2 separate regions of the Homo sapiens genome follow, and region 1 is linked to region 2. Evidence: read pairs that join two places in POLR2A ChIA-PET (ENCODE). Cell type or tissue: PC-3. All regions are shown on one strand. Links, peaks and the distances in the headings refer to the core of each region. The heading gives the core; the rest is flanking DNA.

Region 1 (11,446 bases), core at 3,771-8,770, 470 kb after region 2:
CTGAGACTATAGGCTTGCAGCACAGACTGGGCTAACATTTTTTGTTTGTTTAATAAACAAAACGTTTTTTGTTTCTCTAACATTTTTTGTTTAACAAACAAAATATTTTTTGTTTCTCTCACATTTTTTTTTGTTTTTTAGTAGAGATGGGGCTTCACTGTGTTGCTCAGGCTGGTCTTGAACTCCTGGGCTCAAGAGATGCTCCTTGCTGGGCCCGGTGGCTCATGCCTATAATCCCAGCAATTTGGGAGGCCGAGGCAGGTGGATTTCTCAAGATCAGGAGTTCAAGACCAGCCTGGTCAACATGGTGAAACCCCGTCTCTACTAAAAATACAAAAAAAACTAGCCGGGCATGGTGGCGGGTGCCTGTAATCCCAGCTACTTGGAAGGCTGAGGCAAGAGAATTGCTTGAACCCAGGAGGTGGAGGTTGCAGTGAGCAGAGATCACGCCATGGAACCCCAGCCTGGGCGACAGAGTTAGACTCCATCTCAAAAAAAAAAAAAAAGAGAGATCCTCCTGCCTCAGCCTCCCAAAGTGCTGGAATTATAGGTGTGAGCCACCATGCGCAGCCTGAGCACGGAGGCAACTCGCAGCTTTGAGTCTGTACTTGGTATTTACCTCTTTGAAAGGAGAAGTGCTAAAGGGGCCATCAATACATACTAATTCTAGCAGCCATGTCACTCTTACTTATCCCCAGGAAGAGATCAGCAAGCTAGAACATTTTTCTTGCCAGGGCTAAAAAAAAAAAAATTTTAAATCTATAGGGGTCTTCTGGGGTACCCCTATTTTTTTTTTTTTCAGACAGAGTCTCACTCTGTCACCAGGCCAGACTGCAGTGGCATAATCTCAGCTCGTTGCAACCTCTGCCTCCCGGGTTCAAGTGATTCTCCTGCCTCAGCCTCCCGAATAGCTCGGACGATAGGCACCTACCACCATGCCCAGCTAATTTTTGTATTTTTAGTAGAGACAGGGTTTCACCATGTTGGCCACCATGGTCTCTATCTATTGACCTCGTGATCCACCAGCTTCAGCCTCCCAAAGTGCTGAGATTACAGGCGTGAGCCATTACGACCAGCCCCACCCTGTCTCTTTTGCAGGTAGGGAGAACTAAGGCTCAAAGAAGGGAAGAAGAAGCCTTCCCCAAGACCACACGGGTGACAGATGGCAAAACCAGGTTCGGCATTCCTGGCCCCCCAGCTCAGACCTCCCCCAACTGATCTCCTCCTTTTTTCCTCTGGCCTCTGATGGAGCCTGCCAAAGGCCTGTGTATTTCTCACCTGCCTGCTTATCATCTAAGTTAGTGGTGACAAGTCCCTGGGGAGGTTCATTTTCCTCCTGTTCCATCTGCCCCAGCCCCTTGAAACCCTGCTGCGCACTCTGCCTTGCTCCCTGATGATGTGTGCTGTTGCTTCCACCAGCTCTTGGGAGTTCTGCAACTTTCCACACCTTTCCTGGTGCTTTCTCTGGGCCTCCCTCCTGGTGTCACCATCCTCAGCCCTAGAGAAGGCTCTGAGCCTTGTCCCTTGCCCTGGTTCCACTGCAGCCATTTCCCTGGAGCCCCTCTGGCTCAGGTTCGCACTCCCTTCCCCCTTGCTCCACCACCTTCAGCTGCCCGATGCTGGCAAATCTTCCCATTGGCCAATTGCCTGGGGCAAGCCCAGCAAAGAGTGCAGACAAACCCCCTGGTGGCCACAAAACAATGTGGCCATAACAAGTCTAGGAACTCTTTAAAAAAATTTTTTTTTTCAAAAATGATATATTTTTGGCCAGGCTCTCACGCCTGTAACCCCAGCACTTTGGGGAGCCGAGGCAGGCGGATCACTTGAGGTCAAGAGTTCAAGACCAGCATGGACAACATGGAGAAACCCTGTCTCTACTGAAAATACAAAAATTATCCAGGCATGGTGGTGGGCGCCTGTAATCCCAGCTACTCAGGAGGCTGAGGCAGGGGAATTGCTTGAACCCAGGAGTCAGAGATTGCAGTGAGCCGAGATGGTGCAACTGCACTCCAGCCTGGGCAACAGAGCAAGACTCCATCTCAACGAGAAAAAAGAGAGACTTTTTTACTTGGAAAAATAAGAAGATACAGATAAATTAAAAAGCCAATAATAATCAGTTCAAGAATATTAATTAGGTACATACTATAGTCTAAACACTATGTACTTAGCTTATTTGGTCCTCAAAATAAGAGAAATTCTATAGGGCAATGACATAGTGTCTTCAACAAATAAATGGCAAGAAAAAAATGTGAAAGGGGGATAGTATTTTGGATGAAAAGAGACTTAAAAGGATTATGGACTGTAGAGAAACAGGCAGATGGATGGAGGACAGAACAGCTGCAGTAATGGGTTAATAGCTGCGTCTAGGGGCTTATTCAGGTGCTCGCTGTAGAATTCATTCCCGTTTGCTGTAGATTGAAAATTGACCTAATAAAATGCTGGGGTTTGGAGGAGGATCTATCAGCCGAACATAATGTGAGGGCTTTGTGGATCTTGATTGAAACAAATCACATGTAAAAAGACATTTATGGGATAATGGAGGATGAATGAACAGTGATTAGATATTAGATGTTATTAGGAAATTGCTTAGAAAAATTATACGTACGTGTATTAATGATATCATAGAAATTTTTTAATTTTTAACAGAGTCTCCAGGCTTGGGATTTGCTTGAAAATAACCAGTAGGGATGAGGCTGGGGAGGTAGAGATGAAACAAGATTGGCAATTCACTGATAATTGTTGAAGATGGGTGCTGGATAATGGAGGTTCATTAACTATTCCTTCTTCTTTTGTCAACAGCTGAAAATTCTGATAATAAAAAATTAAAACCTGGGCAACATGGCGAAACCCTCTCTCTACAAAAAACACAAAAATTAGCGGGGCATGGTGGCGTGTGCCTGGAACCCCAGCTGCTTGAGGGGCCGAGGTGGGGGGATCACTTGAGCCTGGAAGATAGAGGCTGCAGCGAGTTGTAATCAAGCTGTGATCATGCCACTATGCTCCAGTGACAGAATGAGACCCTCTCTCAAAAAACAAAACAAAACAAAACAAAACAAAACAAAAAAAAACTATGAGGTAGGCGCTATTATTTTGCAGCCGAGGACACTGAAATGAGGTCTAGAGGTGTCGAGTAATTTACCCAAGATTCCCTCTGTCACCACATCCCTGAATGTAGATTAAAAAAAAAAAAAATTCCTGCCTGTCATCCCATCACCTCCTCTTAACATCTTGATGGAGATCCTTCTAGATCTATGCATATAAAAGGACTTTAAATGGCTAGAAAATGTACATACTGCATGAGTCTACCCTTGTGCACCACCAATGACGCTAGTGTGTCCTTGAGCATAAATTTCTGATGTAGAGCTACGAAAAGGAAGTAACACATACGGAGCGCCTGTTCTGAGCTAAGCACTCTCACTGCACCACTTAGAAGAGCCTCATTAATCCTCCGGCAACTCTGGCAGGTGAGCACCATGGTCTCCATTTTTACAGAGAAGGAAGCAAACTCAGGAAGGAGAACTGCCTTGCCCAAGGTCACAGCGCTAATAATTGATGTAGAGTCAAGGGTTGGTGATGGGACTTGACTTTATTAAACACCTGCTTCTCCTCTTGACTGTAACCTTCAGGAAGGCGGCCATCTTGTCTGCTTTCTTGGGCCTGTTGTCCTGGAGCCTGAACAGGATTAATAAATATTCCTGGCCGGATGCGGTGGCTCACGCCTGTAATCCCAGCACTTTGGGAGGCTGAGGCGGGCGGATCACGAGATCAGGAGATGGAGACCATCCTGGCTAACACGGTGAAACCCCGTCTCTACTAAAAATACAAAAATTAGCCGGGCGTGGTGGCAGGCGCCTGTAGTCCCAGCTACTCGGGAGGCTGAGGCAGGAGAATAGCGTGAACCGGGGAGGCGGTGTTTGCAGTGAGCTGAGATCGCACCACTGCACTCCAGCCTGGGCGACAGAGCGAGACTCCATCTCAAAAAAAAAAAAAAAAAAGATTATTTGAATGAACAAAGGCACTAAAAAAGAGCTCTAGCTGGGATTTGAACGTCCTTCCTCCAATCTAATAGCATACTAGGAGTCCTTTCTAAAGAACTGTGGTAAAACACACATAAGAAAATTTACCATCTTGAGCATTTTAGGTGTACGGTTCAGTGGCATTAGATACATTCACACTGTCATGCAACCGTAAGTACCTTCCATCTCCAGAACTTTTCTCATCTTGCAAAACTGAAATTCCATGCCCGTGAAACAGTAAGTTCCCATTCGCCCATCCTGTAGCCCCTGGCAATCACCATTCTACTTTCTGTCTCCATGAATTTTTTTTTTTTTTTTTTTTTTAAATAAGAGACAGTCTTGCTCTGTCACCTGGGCTGGAGTGCAGTGACACAATCTCGGCTCACTGCAACCTCTGCCTCCCGGGTTCAAGCAATTCTCCTGCTTCGGCCTCCTGAGTAGCTGGGATTACAGGTGCCCTGGGATTACACCACGCCTGGCTAATTATTTTTTGAGATGGAGTCTCGCTCTATTGCCCAGGCTGGAGTGCAGTGGCGCGATCTCAGCTCACTGCAACCTCTGCCTCCTGGGTTCAAGCGATTCTCTTGCCTCAGCCTCCTGAGTAGCTGGGACTACAGGCGCGTGTCACCACGCCTGGCTAATTTTTTTTGTGTTTTTTTTTTTTTTTTTAGTAGAGATGTGGTTTCACCGTGTTAGCCAGGATGGTCTCGATCTCCTTACCTCATGATCCGCCTTCCTCGGCCTCCCAAAGTGCTGGGATTATAGGTGTGAGCCACTGCGCCTGGCTATAATTTTTTTATTTTTAGTAGAGACGGGGTTTCATCATGTTAGGATGGTCTCGATCTCCTGATCTCATGATCTGCCCACCTTGGCCTCCTAAAGGGCTGGGATTATGGATGTGAGCCACCGCACCCAGCCTCCATGAATTTGATTACACTGCCTACCTCATGTCAGTGGAATCATACAGTACATAGCTTTTTGCGACTGGAGTATTTCCCTTAGTACAATGTCCTCATGGTTCACTTATGATGTAGCATGAGTCTGAATTTCCCTCCTTTTTATGGCTGAAGAATATCCCATTGTATGGATAGACCAGAATTTGTTTATCCATTTGTCCATCAATGGACAGTTGGGTTGTTTCCACCTTTTGGCTTATTGCGAATGCTGCTGCCATGAACATGGGGGTACAAATATGTCTTGGAGTCTCTGTTTGCAATTCTTGTTGTTATATACCCAGAAGGGGATTGCTGGGTCATGTGGCACTTCTGTTTTTCTAGGCACTTCTTTTAATTAATTTTTTTTTTGAGACAGATTCTCATTTTGTCACCCAAGCTGAAGTACAGTGGCACAACCATGGCTCACTACAGCGTCGACCTCCCAGGCTCAAGTGATCCTCCCATTTCAGACCCTCAAGTGCCTGGGAGTACAGGTGTGTACCATCACACCCGGCTAGTTTTATTTTTATTTTTTGTAGAGGTGAGGTTGTTGCCTAAGCTGGTCTCAAACTCCTGGGCTCAAGTGATCTTCCTGCTTCAGTCTCCCAAAATGCTGGGATTACAGGCATGAACCACCTCACCCAGCCTGAGTTAATTTTTATTCCGTATTTTTTGCCTAACCATAGCTTTTCTGTTGCCATGTTTTTTGTCATTTTGATGACCACACATGGGTCTCAGGAGGTTGAATGATTCCTGTAGTCTTTGTGGAAGCTGCCCCTCCTCTAGGAACCTCCTTCCTGTCTGTCCCTGGTGGTGAGTCCTGCTTCAGGGACTCAACTCATCCTTCATGACTCCAAGGACTAGCTGAGACTTCTGGGTAACACCTGGGATTCCCCTTCCTGCCCACTTCCTGTTTGACATTACTCAATGGTTTGGGCCATCACGTGTTGAATGTTCCCTTTCCAGGGAGGACAACAGCTTCTGTCCCTTTTTTTTTTTTTTTTCACTTTGTCACCTGGGCTGGAGTGCAGTGGTGGTGTGATCATGGCTCATTGCAGCCTCAACTTACCAGGCTCAAGCAATCCTCCCACCTCAGCCTCCCAAGTAGCTGGGATTATAGGTGTGTGCCACGATGCCCAGATAATTTGTAAAATTTTTTTGTAGAGACAGGGTCTCCCTATGTTGCCCAGGCTGGTCTTGAACTCCTGGCCTCAAGGAATCTTCCCACCTTGGCCTCCCAAAGAGTTGGGATTATAGATGTAAGCCACCGTGCTCGGCAACTTCTGTCTCTTGCTCTCTACTCTCTCCTTCCCCGTTTATTTCACATTCTCTCACTAATGTTGCATGAATAAATGTTATTGAAGTAATTAAGTAATTACCTCCTCTCCTGGGGGTTGTTTCCAACTTTTTAATATAAGTAACAATGCAACAACAAAAAGAGGTAATTTTTTTCCCCTATACTCATGAATCATTTTCTTAAGATAAATTTCTAAGAGTGGGAGAACGCATCACTGCACTTGTGGGAGCAGGAGGAAATTTTAAAAAATGGCAGATTGGGCAAAATTTATCCAATAAAGGAGCTGGAAGGAAGTGCACGGTGTCAAGGGAACATGGTTGTTGAAGGAGCGCTTTCCCACCATCGTCACTAGGAGCTTTCCTTCCCATTTCACAAACAGATCCTACAGTGGGCTGAATGTTGGTTTCCCCCTCAAAAGATATGCCCACTCAGAATCTGTGAATGTGGCCTTATTTGGAAAAAGGGTCTGAGCAAATGGAATTAAGTGAAGGACCTCAAGATAAATCATCTTTGGATGGACTCTAAATCTGATGACAAGTTATTAGAAGAGCAGGGGAAACAAGACCGAGGCCCAGGGAAGAAGGCAAAGGAAGACAGAGGCAGAGCCAGGAGTGATGTGTCCACAACCAAGGAATCCAAGGCCCCCGGAAGCTGGGAGAGAGGCGTCGAGTGGTTTCTCCCTCAGTGCCTCCAGAAGAAACCAACCCTGCTGACAACTTTGTTTATTCTTTTTAAAAATTTTTTTAAATGTTTAGTTTTCATTTTTTTGGATACATATTAGGCATATATATTTATGGGTTATATGAGATATTTTGATACAAGCATAAAATGTGTAATAATCACATCAGGGTTTTTTCCATTTAAAGCTGTGCTATAGTGACTTTATGTGTATTTTTTCTATACAAGCATTTTTTAACTAATATTTATTTATTTATTTTTAATTTTTTATTTCCATAGATTTTTGGGGAACAGGTGGTACTTGGTTTCATTAGTAAGTTCTTTAGCGGTAATTTGTGAGATTTGGTGCACCCATCACTGGAGCAGTGTACAATGAACCCAATTTGTGGTCCCCAAAGTCCACTGTATCGTTCTCTTTTTCTTTCTTGAGGCGGAGTCTCGCTCTGTCGCCCAGGCTGGAGTGCAGTGGTGTGATCTCGGCTCACTGCAAGCTCCGCCTCCTGAGTTCAAGCAATTCTCCTGCCTCAGCCTCCCGAGTAGCTGGGACTACAGGTGCCCGCCACCATGCCCGGCTAATTTTTTTGTATTTTTAGTAGAGTTGGGGTTTCACCCTGTTAGCCAGGATGGTCTCGATCTCCTGACCTCGTGATGCACCTGCCTCGGCCTCCCAAAGTGCTGGGATTATAGGCGTGAGCCACCGTGCCTGGCCCACTGTATCATTCTTATGCCTTTGCATCCTCATAGCTTAGCTCCCACTTATGAGTGAGAACGTATGATATTTGGGTTTCAATTCTTGAGTTACTTCACTTAGAATAATGACCTCCAGTCTCATCCAGGTTGCTGTGAATGCCATTAATTCATTCCTTTTTATGGCTGAGTAGTATTCCATCATATATATATATATATATATATATATATATATATATATACACACACACACATATATACACACACACATATATATACCACATATATATACCACATATATATACTGTATATATATATGTGGTATATATATATACGGTATATATATGTGGTATATATATATATGGTGTATATATATGTGGTATATATATATATATACCACAGTTCCCTTGTCTACTTGTTGATTGATGGCCATTTGGTTACACATTTTTGCAACTGCAAATTGTGCTGTTATAAACATGCATGTGCAAGTATCTTTTTTGTATAATGACTTTTTTTTGTTTTTCGAGACAGAGTTTTACTCTTGTTGCCCAGGCTGGAGTGCAATGGCATGATCACAGCTCACTGCAGCCTCTGCCTCCCGAGTTCAAGTGGTTCTCCTGCCTCAGCCTCCCAATTAGCTGGGATTACAGGCATGTGCCACCATGCCCAGCTAATTTTGTATTTTTAGTAGAGATGGGGTTTCTCCATGTTGGTCAGGTTGGTCTTGAACTCCCGACCTCAGGTGATCCACCCGCCTTGGCCTCCCAAAGTGCGGGGATTACAGATGTGAGCCACCACTCCCATCCGTATAATGACTTCTTTTCCTCTGGGTAGATATCCAGGAGCGGAATTGCTGGATCAAATGGTAGATCTACTTTCAGTTCTTTTTTTTTGAGATGGAGTTTTGCTCTTGTTGCCCAGGCTGGAGTGCAATGGCGTGATCTCAGCTCACTGCAACCTCCTCCTGGATTCAAGTGATTCTCCTGCCTCAGCCTCCCAGTAGCTGGGATTACAGGACTGCGCCACCACAGTTGGCTGATTTTTTTGTTTTTTGTTTTAGTAGAGATGCGGTTTCTCCATGTTGGTCTCGAACTCTCAACCTCAGGTGATCCGCCTGCCTTGGCCTCCCAAAATTCTGGGATTACAAGCGTGAGCCACTGCGCCCGGCCTTACTTTTGTTCTTTAAGGAATCTCCACACTGTTTTCCATGGTTATATTAGTTTAGTATAACTATGTTTTCCATGGTTATACTAGTTTACATTCCCTCCACCTGCTGACAACCTGATTCGGATTTGTGGCCTCCTGACTTGTGAGAGAATACATTTTTGTTACCTGAAGGCATAAAGTTTGTGGAATTTTGTTCCGGCAGCCTCGGGACTCTCCTATAGTCCTCATCCCTGCAGCCCCTGCCAGAAGAATGCGGCCACCGCTACAGGTGCCAGCTGGACTCACCCTTGGGGCAGGCAAGATGCTTCCTGGTGATGAGTGCCCCACCCTTCGGAGGGAAACACTGGAGCCTGCAGGGCAGAGGACAAGCCTCAGGCCATCGGGGAGAGCAGAGCATGAAACGGGGTGGTGGCAGCCTCTGGCACGGTACTTGGGAAACTAAAATTAGACTATTTTCATATGCCACACACAAATGAATTCCGGGCGGATGGAGGCCAAAATGTGGGAAACAACACTTGAAAATATTTAGTAGAAAATGTAAGACAATATTTCCATAACCTTGGTATAGGGAGGCATTTCTTAAACAAGATGAGCCTTGAAGCTTGAAGCATTTGACTATATTAAAATTACAGAAAAAAAACCCCTGAACATCAAAGGGTACCATAAACAAGTAAAAAGACAAGCTCTAGACCAGCACAAAAGTCTAGCAATGCAAATTAGTAACCAGGATTTACAAAGAAGCCCTGCAAATCGATATGCATGATCAACTCTCAACTCCAACTGCAAAATGGGCAGATATGAATAGGGAATTGCCCAAAGCAGAAGCAATAAGATATGAAAAGATTTTCAATCTAGTCTGGGTGTGGTGAGATCATGCTTGTAATCCCAACACGTAGGAGGCTCAGACAGGAGGACTGCTTGAGCTCAGGAGTTTAAGACCAACCTGGGCAACACAGCAAGACCCTGTCTCTACAAAAACTTTTTTTTTTAAATTAAGTGGGCATGGTGGTGCGCGCCTGTGGTCCCAGCTGCTTGGAAGGTGGAGACAGGAGGATGGCTTGAGCCTGGGAGGTCGAGGCTGCAGGGAGCCATGATTGTGCTATTGCACTCCAGCCTGGGTGACAGATCAAGACCCTGTCTCAAAAACAAAAAATGATTCTCGACCTCACTAAAAAGTATTAGGGGGTACAAATTAAACGACAGTGATACTCCATTGCATCTTCATCAGATTGATAGAAAATAAAAAGTTTGACACAGCCAAAGACCGGTGAGAACTGGAGAGGCCTCGCTGGCAGATGGACATCAGCAGTGGAAGTACTTCCTTCACCTGGTCTTATGGACTGAACTGTGGCCCCCAAATTCAAATGGTGGAGATCTATCCCTCGGCACCTCAGAATGAGACCATATTTGGAAATAGGGCCTTGAAGAGGTAGTAATTAAGGTAAAATAAAGCCGTATGGGTGGGTTCTGATCCTGACATGTGTCCTAATAAGAAGAGGAATTAGGACACAGACACACAGAGGGAAGACCACGTGAAGACAGAGGGTGAAGGGGCCATCTGCAAGCCAGGGAGAGAGGCCTCAGGAGCAGCCAACCCTGCCCACATCGTATTATTATTATTATTTTTTTAAACAGAGTCCCACGCTGTTGCCCAGGCTGGAGTGCAGTGGCGTGATCTCGGCTCACTGCAACCTCTTCCTCCCGAGTTCTAGAGGTTCTTGTTCCTCAGCCTCCCGAGTAGCTGGGATTACAGGCTACTCAAGCACGCACCACCACGCCTGGCTAATTTTTGTATTTTTAGTAGAGACAGGGTTTCACCATGTTGGCCAGGGTGGTCTCAACTCCTTAGCCTCATGTGATCCACCTGCCTCGTCCTCCCAAAGTGCTGAGATTACAGGTGTGAGCCACCACGCCCAGCCCCCTGCCCACACCTTCGACCAAAACGGTGAGAAAAGAAATTTCCGGTGTTTAAGACACCTAGTCTGTGGTATTTTATTATGGCAGCTCTTGTCAACTAACACACCTTGTAAAGTTAACAATGTTCAAATAATCTTCCCTGCAATTTAGCTCTTACATATAAATGTTAGGCCTTTGTTACTCAAACTGTGATTCCTGAACTGGTAGCATCCACGTCAACTGCAAGCTCCTTAGAAATGCAGAATCTTGGCCCCACGCGGACCTCCTGAATTGGAGCCCGCATTTTAACTTTGACTTTTTGTTTAGTTTTGTTTGTTTTTGAGACTGAGATTCACTCTTTTCACCCAGCCTGGAGTGCAATGGCACCATCTCAGTTCACTGCAACCTCCGCCTCCCAGGTTCAAGTAATACTGCCTCAGTGTCCCAAGTAGCTGGATTTTACAGGTGCCTACCACCACACCAAGCTAATTTTTATACTTTTAGTAGAGGTGGGGTTTTGCCATGTTGGTTAGGCTGGTCTTGAACTCCTGACCTCAGGTGATCCACCCGCCTCGGCCTCCCAAAGTGCTGGGATTATAGGCGTGAGCCACCACGCACTTTTTTTTTTTTTTTTTTTTTTTTTTTTTTAAAAAGAGATGCGGTCTTGCTGTGTAGCCCGGGCTGCCAGGCTGGAGTGCAGTGGCTATTCACAGGTGTCATTGAGCTGTAAAGCCTCGAATTCCTTGGCTCAAATAATCTTCCCACCTCAA
Region 2 (8,761 bases), core at 231-5,230:
CACCCACACTCCCTCCATTCGGCTGCCAACACGAGGACATGGCTTTCCCTGTATCCGCAGGGTTCCCTGTGCGCTTACATAATGCAAGTGCAGCTGTCCAAGACAAGCTAGTTTCAATGCTGCTTTTTTTTTCATTTTTTTTTTTTTTAAGACAGAGTCTCGCTCTGTTGCCCAGGCTGGAGTGCAGTGGCACAATCTCGGCCCATTGCAATCTCCGCCTCCCGGGTTGAAGCAATTCCCCTGCCTCAGCCTCCTGAGTAACTGGGACTACAGGCGCGTACCATCACGCTCGGCTAATTTTTTTGTATTTTAGTAGAGACAGGGTTGCACCATGTTGGCCAGGGTGGTCTCAATCTCCTGACCTCATGATCCATCCACCTCAGCTTCCCAAAGTGCTGAGATTACAGGCGTGAGCCACCACGCCCAACCTCAATGCTTCTTTTTAAAGAAGATTTTACCACGTGTTTTATTTTCTGACTTTACCTGTTGAAAACCTTGACTGCCTTTTCTGCCCGTGGAAATGATACAGAGCAATGAGAAATTTATTTGTAAAGGTTCACAGTAATATTTTCAAACAGAAATGGGTCATGTGGAAGATGAACATCCCCAATCTTTTGGACCCCTGGAGGGCACAGGAGCTGACTGCTTCAAGCTTTACTTTTAAACATTTGTTTTTTCCTGAGGGAGGAGAAAAATCATAAACGGGAAGAAAGTCTATAGAGTAACTGCTACAAAACGTTGCTTCCATGATGAGTCGTTTTGGTAACACTGGAGCCTAAGTCAGTAGTTGATGCCTTTTTTATTTTATTTATTTATTTTTTATTTTTATTTTTTTGAGACAAAGTCTCCCTCTGTTGCCCAGGCTGGCGTGCAGCGGCGCGATCTCAGCTTACTGCAACCTCTGCCTCCCAGGCTCAAGTGATTCCTGTGCCTCGGCCTCCCAAGCAGCTGGGATTACAGATGTGCACCACCACGCCTGGCTAATTTCTGTATTTTTAGTAGAGAAAGGGTTTCGCCATGTTGGCCAGACTGATCTCAAGCTCCTGATCTCAAGTGATCCGCCCACCTCGACCTCTCACAGTGCTGGGATTACAGGCATGAGACACCACGACAAGCTGGTTGTTGCCTTTTCTCAGCCAAATGCACCCATGAGCCTTTGGTGAGAGAGAGGCCGGAAGGAAAATAGCCAGAGAGGCTATGAGAAGGAAGGAGGGAAATAAGGCGTCTGCCATCTGCCCAGGCAGAGATGCCACCTGACCCTTCTTTTCTTTTCAGTTTAGACACAGAGTCTCGCTCTGTTGCCCAGGCTAGAGTGCAGTGGCACAATCACAGCTCACCACAGCCTCAACCTCCTGGGCTCAAGCGATCCTCCCACCTCAGCCTCCCAAGTTGTTGGGACCACAGGCGCATGCCACTACACACAGCTAATTTTTTTACTTTTCGTAATGATACGATCTCACCATGTCGCCCAGGCTGGTCTCAAACTCTTGGCCTCATACAATCCTCCCACTTCAGCCTCCTGAAGTGCTGGGATTACAGGCATGAGCCACCATATCCAGCCCTGACCATTCTTTTCACATTTGCTCAGAGACCCCCCAATCCAGGTGATACGCGGTACCTGTGCACACCTAGGACCCAGCTGCCAAAACACAGCGGGTGTCTGTTTGCCTTCCTCTAATACCAGCCCAGGAGGAAGCTGAGGAGATACAGATGACAGGGACTCCGTCTCAAAAAAAAAAAAAAAAAGAAAGAAAAAAGAAAACAAAGAAACATCACACTCTAACTCCATAAATATGCACAGTTATTATGTGTCCATTAAAACCTTTTTACAATTCGAAAGAAAACATGGAGCAACCACATGGTTATCCTCAATTTGCTGCGAGCCTGACCTCCACCAAGAAGGAGCTACTCACGTTCAATGCAGCGACAGCCCATGCGCAGGCAGCGGATGTAAGCTTCTGGGGACGACTCGCTCCGCAGCTGGTCACCTGTAAGGTACCTGCAGGAGAGAAGGCAGGTGGCCGTGTGAGAGTGGCAGCCACAGGGGTTGGGGGGCAAGCCTGCACCTCAGGGTGTTGTGGGGGAACTTCTCCGCCCGAGCCGCCAAAGCTCTGAGTTCTTCCATGTAGAAAGACTCAAAGCTAAGGCCTAGGACAGAAATACACAATCCCACGGTCACACTGGGCATGAGCTCTGAAGTCAGGCCACAATCGCAGGAAGTGACTGCTGACCACCTGGGCAATGCAAGCGTGGAGAGGACGTGTTCTTTTGAGGAGAAGTTGGTCAAAGCACGTCAGAAGCAAAAAAAGCTGCAGAAGATGAATTAACAAGGCCCCATGGCCGCTCTCTGGGTCCTCGGTCTAAACAAAGATGGGCACTTCTTTTGATATCAAGGCTTGAGGCCAGGCACAGAACAGATATTCAACAACTGTTGGTGCAATCGGCTATGCTAGGAGCCATATCCACCAAAACTGCCGTAAGAATGACTCTTTAATGCACTTTCCTCCTTGTCATGATTCACCCCAACTTTTTTAAAATTTGTGTTCCGAGGCCAAGCACGATGGCTCATGCCTGTAATCCCAGCACTTTGGCAGGCTGAGGCGGGCAGATCACGAGGTCAGGTGTTCAAGACCAGCCTGGCCAACATAGTGAAATTCTGTCTCTACTAAAAATACAAAAACAAAACAAAACAAAACAAAACAGGGCATGGTGGCTCGTGCCCGGAGTCCCAGCTACTCGGGAGGCTGAGGCAGGAGAATCTGTTGAACCGGGAAAGCGGAGGTTGTGAGCTGAGATCGCACCAATGCACTCCAGCCTGGGCAACAGAGTGAGACTCTGTCTCAAAAAAAAAAAAAAAAAAGTTTATGTTCCTCACACTAGGTTCTGTCAGAGGGTGGTAGGAGGGACAGGATCAGGAAAAATAACTAATGGGTAGTAAGTAGGCTTAATGCCTGGGTGACAAAATAATCTGCACAGCAAACCTCCATGACACAAGTTGACCCGTTTAACAAACCTGCACATGTACCTCTGAACTGAAAATAAAAGTTTTTTTTTTAAGTTTGTATTTCTTAACTGTCTTCTAGGTTTTCTAGAATTCACCATGCTGAAACACAAACTCTTAAAATGATGGGCATGGTGGGGAAGAGAGAACTGTGAAATCAATTTCCCCCTGAAAGACATTTTACCTTCCCAAATGCCTGGAGCATAACACCATAAAAAGCCTTTTCCCAGATGACCCCCTGGAATGTCACTTAGGAAAGTCCCCACCCACAGCTGTGGGGGCCATCACCCAAGGACTTCACCCCTCACCCAATAAGACAGACTAAATACTGGAACATCAGCGCAACATCCTGTATCCTCCTTCTGTTGCAATCAGAGTAACCATCCCAAGAGCCCCCTGTGAGCATCTCATCTTCTGGTTAAAAGTCGTCAGGGTCTCCCCGACAGCTCTCACGGTGACCTACAAGATCCTGCTCCAGCAGGACCTGCCTTCCTCCCCTCCTGACACCGCTCTCCTGGATTCTGCACTCCAGCCTTAGCAGACTCCTCTCAGTTGTTCCTGCCCCAGGGCCTTGGCACATGCTGCTCCTCTGTCTGAAACACTTCTCCTTGCCTTACCACCTGCTCCCCACATCAGCAAGTCCTATTCTGTGGTTAACTTTCAATGGAGGTCTTCCTCCCAGCACATGAGGACATGGCTGCTGCCGGTTCACAGCCACATCCCCAGCTCCCAGCAGGCACAGGGTACACACTCCCTATAAGTCAATTCAATGAGTCACTGAATTGCTTTGCTGTGGCTACTGTGAGATGCCCAAATCGTGAAAAACTAAGTTTACTATGTTACTTTAGTTACTAAGTTACATAAACTAAGTTACTTTTGTTTTTACTAGCTTTTTAGGGCCACAGAAAAGAGATTATTATTACAATGCCAGCTGACAAAGGGAAGTGTGTTCCCAGCCCCTTCCAGAAGCTTCTGTGTATTTTAGTCCAAGGAATGCGGTGCTACACCCTCCACCTGCTTCACAACAGGGCTCACCGGAGCGGCGTATCGGACCCCTGCCTCAACCCTCACGTGCTCTGTGCTGCCCAACCCATCACAGGCTCATCTGAAACTCACGTGTTATGTGACGAGGAGATCCAGTAATGAGACAGGGGGTTGTTCATGTCCTGCATGTCCACCGCGTCATACTTCTCATCCCAGATGCTGTTTTCTCGTGAAAACAGGTACGTGAGGAACTAAAAGAGTCAAACACGAAGACCGAATCATCACGTTGACGGGCAGGATGGTGTCTGCTTGTTTCTGGTCTGCGCCCACCAGGGGGGAAGAACAGCTCTGATGCGGGAAATCAACAGGCGGTCTCCAGACCTCAGTTACCCACGTTTTCAATACCGAAGGCTCAGGCTGCAATGGGCTGCAGCGACATATTTGTTCCATGGACCTAGACAATATTTTCCTTTGTAATGTTTATCCTAAAATATTTGCTACTGCAAGGGTTTATGCTTACCATATATACATTGTTGTTGGTTTTTCTTTCTTTGTTTTTTCACACTGAGTCATGCTCTGTTGCCCAGGCTGGAGTGCAGTGGCACAATTTCAGCTCACTGCAACCTCCACCTCCTGGGTTGAAGCGATTCTCCTGCCTCAACCTCCCAAGCAGCTAGGATAACAGGCGTGCACCACCACACCAGGCTAATTTTTGTATTTTTAGTAGAGACAGAATTTTACCATGTCGGCCAGGCTGGTCTCAAACTCCTAACCTCAAGCGATCCACCCGCCTCAGCCTCCCAAAGTGCTGGGATTACAGGCGTGAGCCACTGCACCCGGCCTCATATATACAATTTAAAGCATAATAGTAGCATGAATATTTGTGAACCCACGACCCAACTTAAGAAACAGAGTGTTATCCATATCAGAATGTTGAAAGGGCAGGAAATTTCAAGTTACAATTCCTGGCCCCTTAAAAAAAAATGCTTTAGCGATCTGGGCCTAATTTCTGCTGCGTGAGAACGACCTCATATGGGTCAGTCGCTCCCCAGTTCCACCTCCCCTCCTTCCCTATGCAAGGTCAAAGGCAACCATTCTGACCAGCAAGCACCCAGACACCTTCGCATTCTGTTTCTGTGCTTGCAATGGTTCAACTCTCCCTGGTGGCAGATGCCCTCTAGTGGCAAAATCAATAATCCCACCCAGGCAACACGGTCAGTAGAGAAGAGTAAGAAAGGGCTATGAAACTGCCTTTCCAAAATCAGAACAACAAGAAAATTATGACAGTGAAACAGATCTGATCTAACCAACCTCTATCTTGCCTTTAACCTCCAAACTGCCCTTAATTATTCCTGGGCTTGGGCCAAGCTAACTTTGGAAAACATTTAGTTTATAGTTTAAATACCAGCCCTTCCCCCAAAATAAACTGCCTTTGTAAAGCTAAGGTAAGACCAGGTTAGGAGGATGAGAGGAGCCTGGATTCTGCTAAGGTGGAGACTAACTGGTTACCAGCCATTTTTCTGGAGGTTACAAGATTAGCAACTTCCTCAGTTACTCCTACAGATAACATCACTGTGGTTTAACCTAAGATTGGCCTTTTGAGACGTCTTTTCGGGCGTTCGCATGGCTCTACCTGGACCGCCCACTGGTCCTGTGGCCCCACCCAGAAGCACACTATTTTCCACAACCATATGATTGCATCTCCAACCAATCAGCAGCACCCTTTCCCTGGCCCGCCAAACAATCTTTAAAAAAAAACCCTAGCCTCCGCCAGGTGCGGTGGCTCACACCTATAATCCCAGTACTTTGGGAAGCTGAGGCGGGCTGATCACAAGGGTCAGGAAGTCGACACCAGCCTGGCCAACATAGTGAAACCCTGTCTACTAAAAATACAAAAAAAATTAGCCAGACATGGTGGACAGCGCCTATAATCCCAGCTACTCGGGAGGCTGAGGCACGAGAATCACTTGAACCTGGGAGGCGGAGGTTGCAGTGAGGTGAGATCCCACCACTGCACTCCAGGCTGGGTGACAGACTGAGACTCCATCTCAAAAACAAACACACAAGCAAACAAACAAAAACATAAAAAAACGAAACTCCAGCCTCTGAAAGGGAGGATGATTTGAGTAATAATAAAACTCCAGTCTCCCATTCAGCTGGCTCTAAGTGAGTTAAGCTCTTTCCCTATTGCAATTCCCCTGCCTTGATCAATCGGTTCTGTCTAGGCAGCAGGCAAAATGAACCCACTGGGCAGTTACAGTTACAGTAATCTAGAACCTGGGAGAAAAAAGAAAAGAAAAGAAAAGAAACAATCCCAGCTAACCAGTCAGTCGAGGCAACATCATACAGCAAAGTTCTCCAAGGAAAGACAAACAGAAAATAAACCTCAGAAAGCACAGACATCAATCAAAAAGTCACCCCCAAGCGACAACAAGCCCAGCCTACTCACCTCATCCACAAACAAGAAAGGCTCAGCAGTTTCACGCATGGTGTCATCAATGAACTTTGTCATCCGCTCACGGACTTTGTTCAGATCCTGAGCCCAATGCTCCTTAAAATGACAAAGAGAACGAGAGATCAGCAAAGTGAGAACTGATAAAATTCTTCATTTCCCAGGGTCCATCCAGTCGCAATCGAAGACTGAAACATCAACCAATTCCGAATTCACTTGCAATCGACCACCACATGTTGAGGCCTCATTCTGCACATGGCCCTCTGCCAGGGGTCAGCAAATGTTCTCTGCAGAGAGCCAGAGGTAAATATTTTGGGCTCTCTGAGCCATACGGTGTCTGTCGCAACCACTCAACTCCGCTGTTGTGTTGCAAAAGCAGCCACAGATGATCCGTAGGCAAATGGGCATGGTTGTATTCCAACAATATTTTGTTTATAAAAACAAGTGGTCAGCTATATTTGGTCCATAGGTCATGGTTTGCCAGCTCCTGCCCTATGATAGCTCTTTACGTTTGTTAGTATGAAGCAGCCTGGGGGCATAGTAGTTACATCAGCCTTCCAGGTCACTTACCTGGGTTGGCATCTCATTCCACCTAGTTGACCTTGGGCAAGTTACATACCGTCTCTGTGCCTCCCCATCCATGAAGTGGGAATAAGAGTATCTACCACACAGTTTCTGTGAAGCATTGTATGAAATGTACACTGTATGAAGCATTGTATAAAATCTTATTAGGTTATGTGCCTAATGCAGCACCTGGTGCACAGAAAGTGCTCAGACCCACTTTGGTAGGCCGAGGCGGGTGGACTGCCTGAGCTCAGGAGTTTGAGACCAGCCTGGCCAACATGGTGAAACCCCATCTCTACTAAAATACAAACATTTTTTTTTTCTTTAAATCAGCTTGGCGTGGTGGCAGGTGCCTGTAATCCCAGCTACTCAGGAGGCTGAGGCAAGAGAATTGCTTGAACCCAAGAGGCGGAGGTTGCAATGAACCGAGGTTGTACCATTGCACTCCAGCCTGGACAACAGAGTGAAACTCTGTCTCAAAAAAAAAGAAAGTACTCTGACCGTGGCAGCTTGTGCAAACAAGCATCTTTCTTCCTCCTATGGTCATCTCACTTAGTCCACACAACTCCGCAAGTCATTTATTGCCATTGTCATTTTACAGAAAAGGAAACAGAGGCCCAGGAACAATACCTCATGATCCTAAGCTCACACAGCTTGTAAACTGCAGAGTCTCAGCTCCAAATAACGAAACTGATATGGAATGTAATCATATGCCCTCTTTTCAAAAGAATAGGCAAACAGGGCTGCTGAAACACTGATAACGTCTGAAATATACATGACCAGTTCCAAAGCAGCTGCTGCACAGTCCTAGACATTCTAGAAACCCTTTAAAAAAAGAATGCATAATATTAAGTAACTGTTGCTTTCCTCTCCATGCCCTGAAATCCCAAATATTCATAGGAAAAGGGGATGAAATATGACATGTAAATTCAACTTTGATCAATGCTTTCTTCACTTCAAATATTCTAACAACTTTATCTTTATGACTAATAGAAGCAAATATGCGACCAGATGTGTGTGTGCTTAGATGGGAAGGGCTGGATGCAATGTCCGAAACAATGAAAAATAGAAGAACAGACACAAATCAGGTGGTGACCAGCAGGCTGGTGACATGCATGGGTGCAAGACAAAAATGAACTGCTGTTGACTCTTGCAAATATGCCTGGATCAGGGGCCCAAAACAGCTAGGAAGGTGGGAAACTACAAGCTCATTTGAATACAGAGGTGTCAGAATCTTTGAATACTAGAACATGAAACCCAAATTGTGGGATATTTTATTAAAATACTAGGCCGGGCGTGGTGGCTCATGCCTGTAATCCTAGCACTTTGGGAGGCCGAGGTGGGCGGATCATGAGGTCAGGAGATCGAGACCATCCTGGCTAACACGGTGAAACCCCGTCTCTACTAAAAACACAAAAAATTAGCTGGGCGTGGTGGCGGGTGCCTGTAGTCCCAGGTACTCGGGAGGCTGAGGCAGGAGAATGGCGTGAACCCAGGAGACAGAGTTTGCGGTGAGCAGAGATCGCGCCACTGTACTCCAGCCTGTGTGACAGAGCGAGACTCCATCTCAAAAGAAAAAAAAAAAAAACAACTTTGCCTGGCCAAGATGTCCCAAAGAGGCTGGAGGCATTCTCCTTCCTTCCCCCTACAAAGTTTTTGCATTTATCAAAAGGCATGGGTACTTAGCTAATATAACCTGGCCCTGGACTGGCTGCAAAGAAAGAAATCTTCTACCTAAAGAAGACTGAAATGTCAATATT

What was found. ChIA-PET counts read pairs that join two places held together with the same protein. Peaks named below come from ENCODE experiments on the same cell type or tissue, not always from the same donor. Only the 100,000 strongest peaks of a DNase experiment are listed, where the experiment ranks them.
Region 1: POLR2A ChIA-PET joins it to region 2 with 6 read pairs; 2 of 35 experiments call an interaction of 5 or more read pairs at or near these places.

The regions. Positions count from the first base shown.
Region 1 is chr16:81,419,369-81,430,814 of GRCh38, reverse strand. No RefSeq gene overlaps it. Among named protein-coding and RNA genes, the nearest start is that of CMIP, 20 kb to the left of the region's middle. RefSeq lists enhancers at 5,657-5,951, 5,820-5,959. In PC-3, for the core only: no CTCF peak of the experiment used is centred there; a DNase peak (open chromatin) is centred at 5,814.
Region 2 is chr16:81,886,947-81,895,707 of GRCh38, reverse strand. PLCG2 (phospholipase C gamma 2) reads right to left here. Exons shown (of 33, transcript NM_002661.5): 10 at 6,435-6,536; 11 at 4,118-4,236; 12 at 1,914-1,999. Among named protein-coding and RNA genes, the nearest start is that of PLCG2, 110 kb to the right of the region's middle. In PC-3, for the core only: a CTCF peak has its summit at 5,164 (motif pointing left); a DNase peak (open chromatin) is centred at 5,157; H3K27ac peaks cover 917 bases.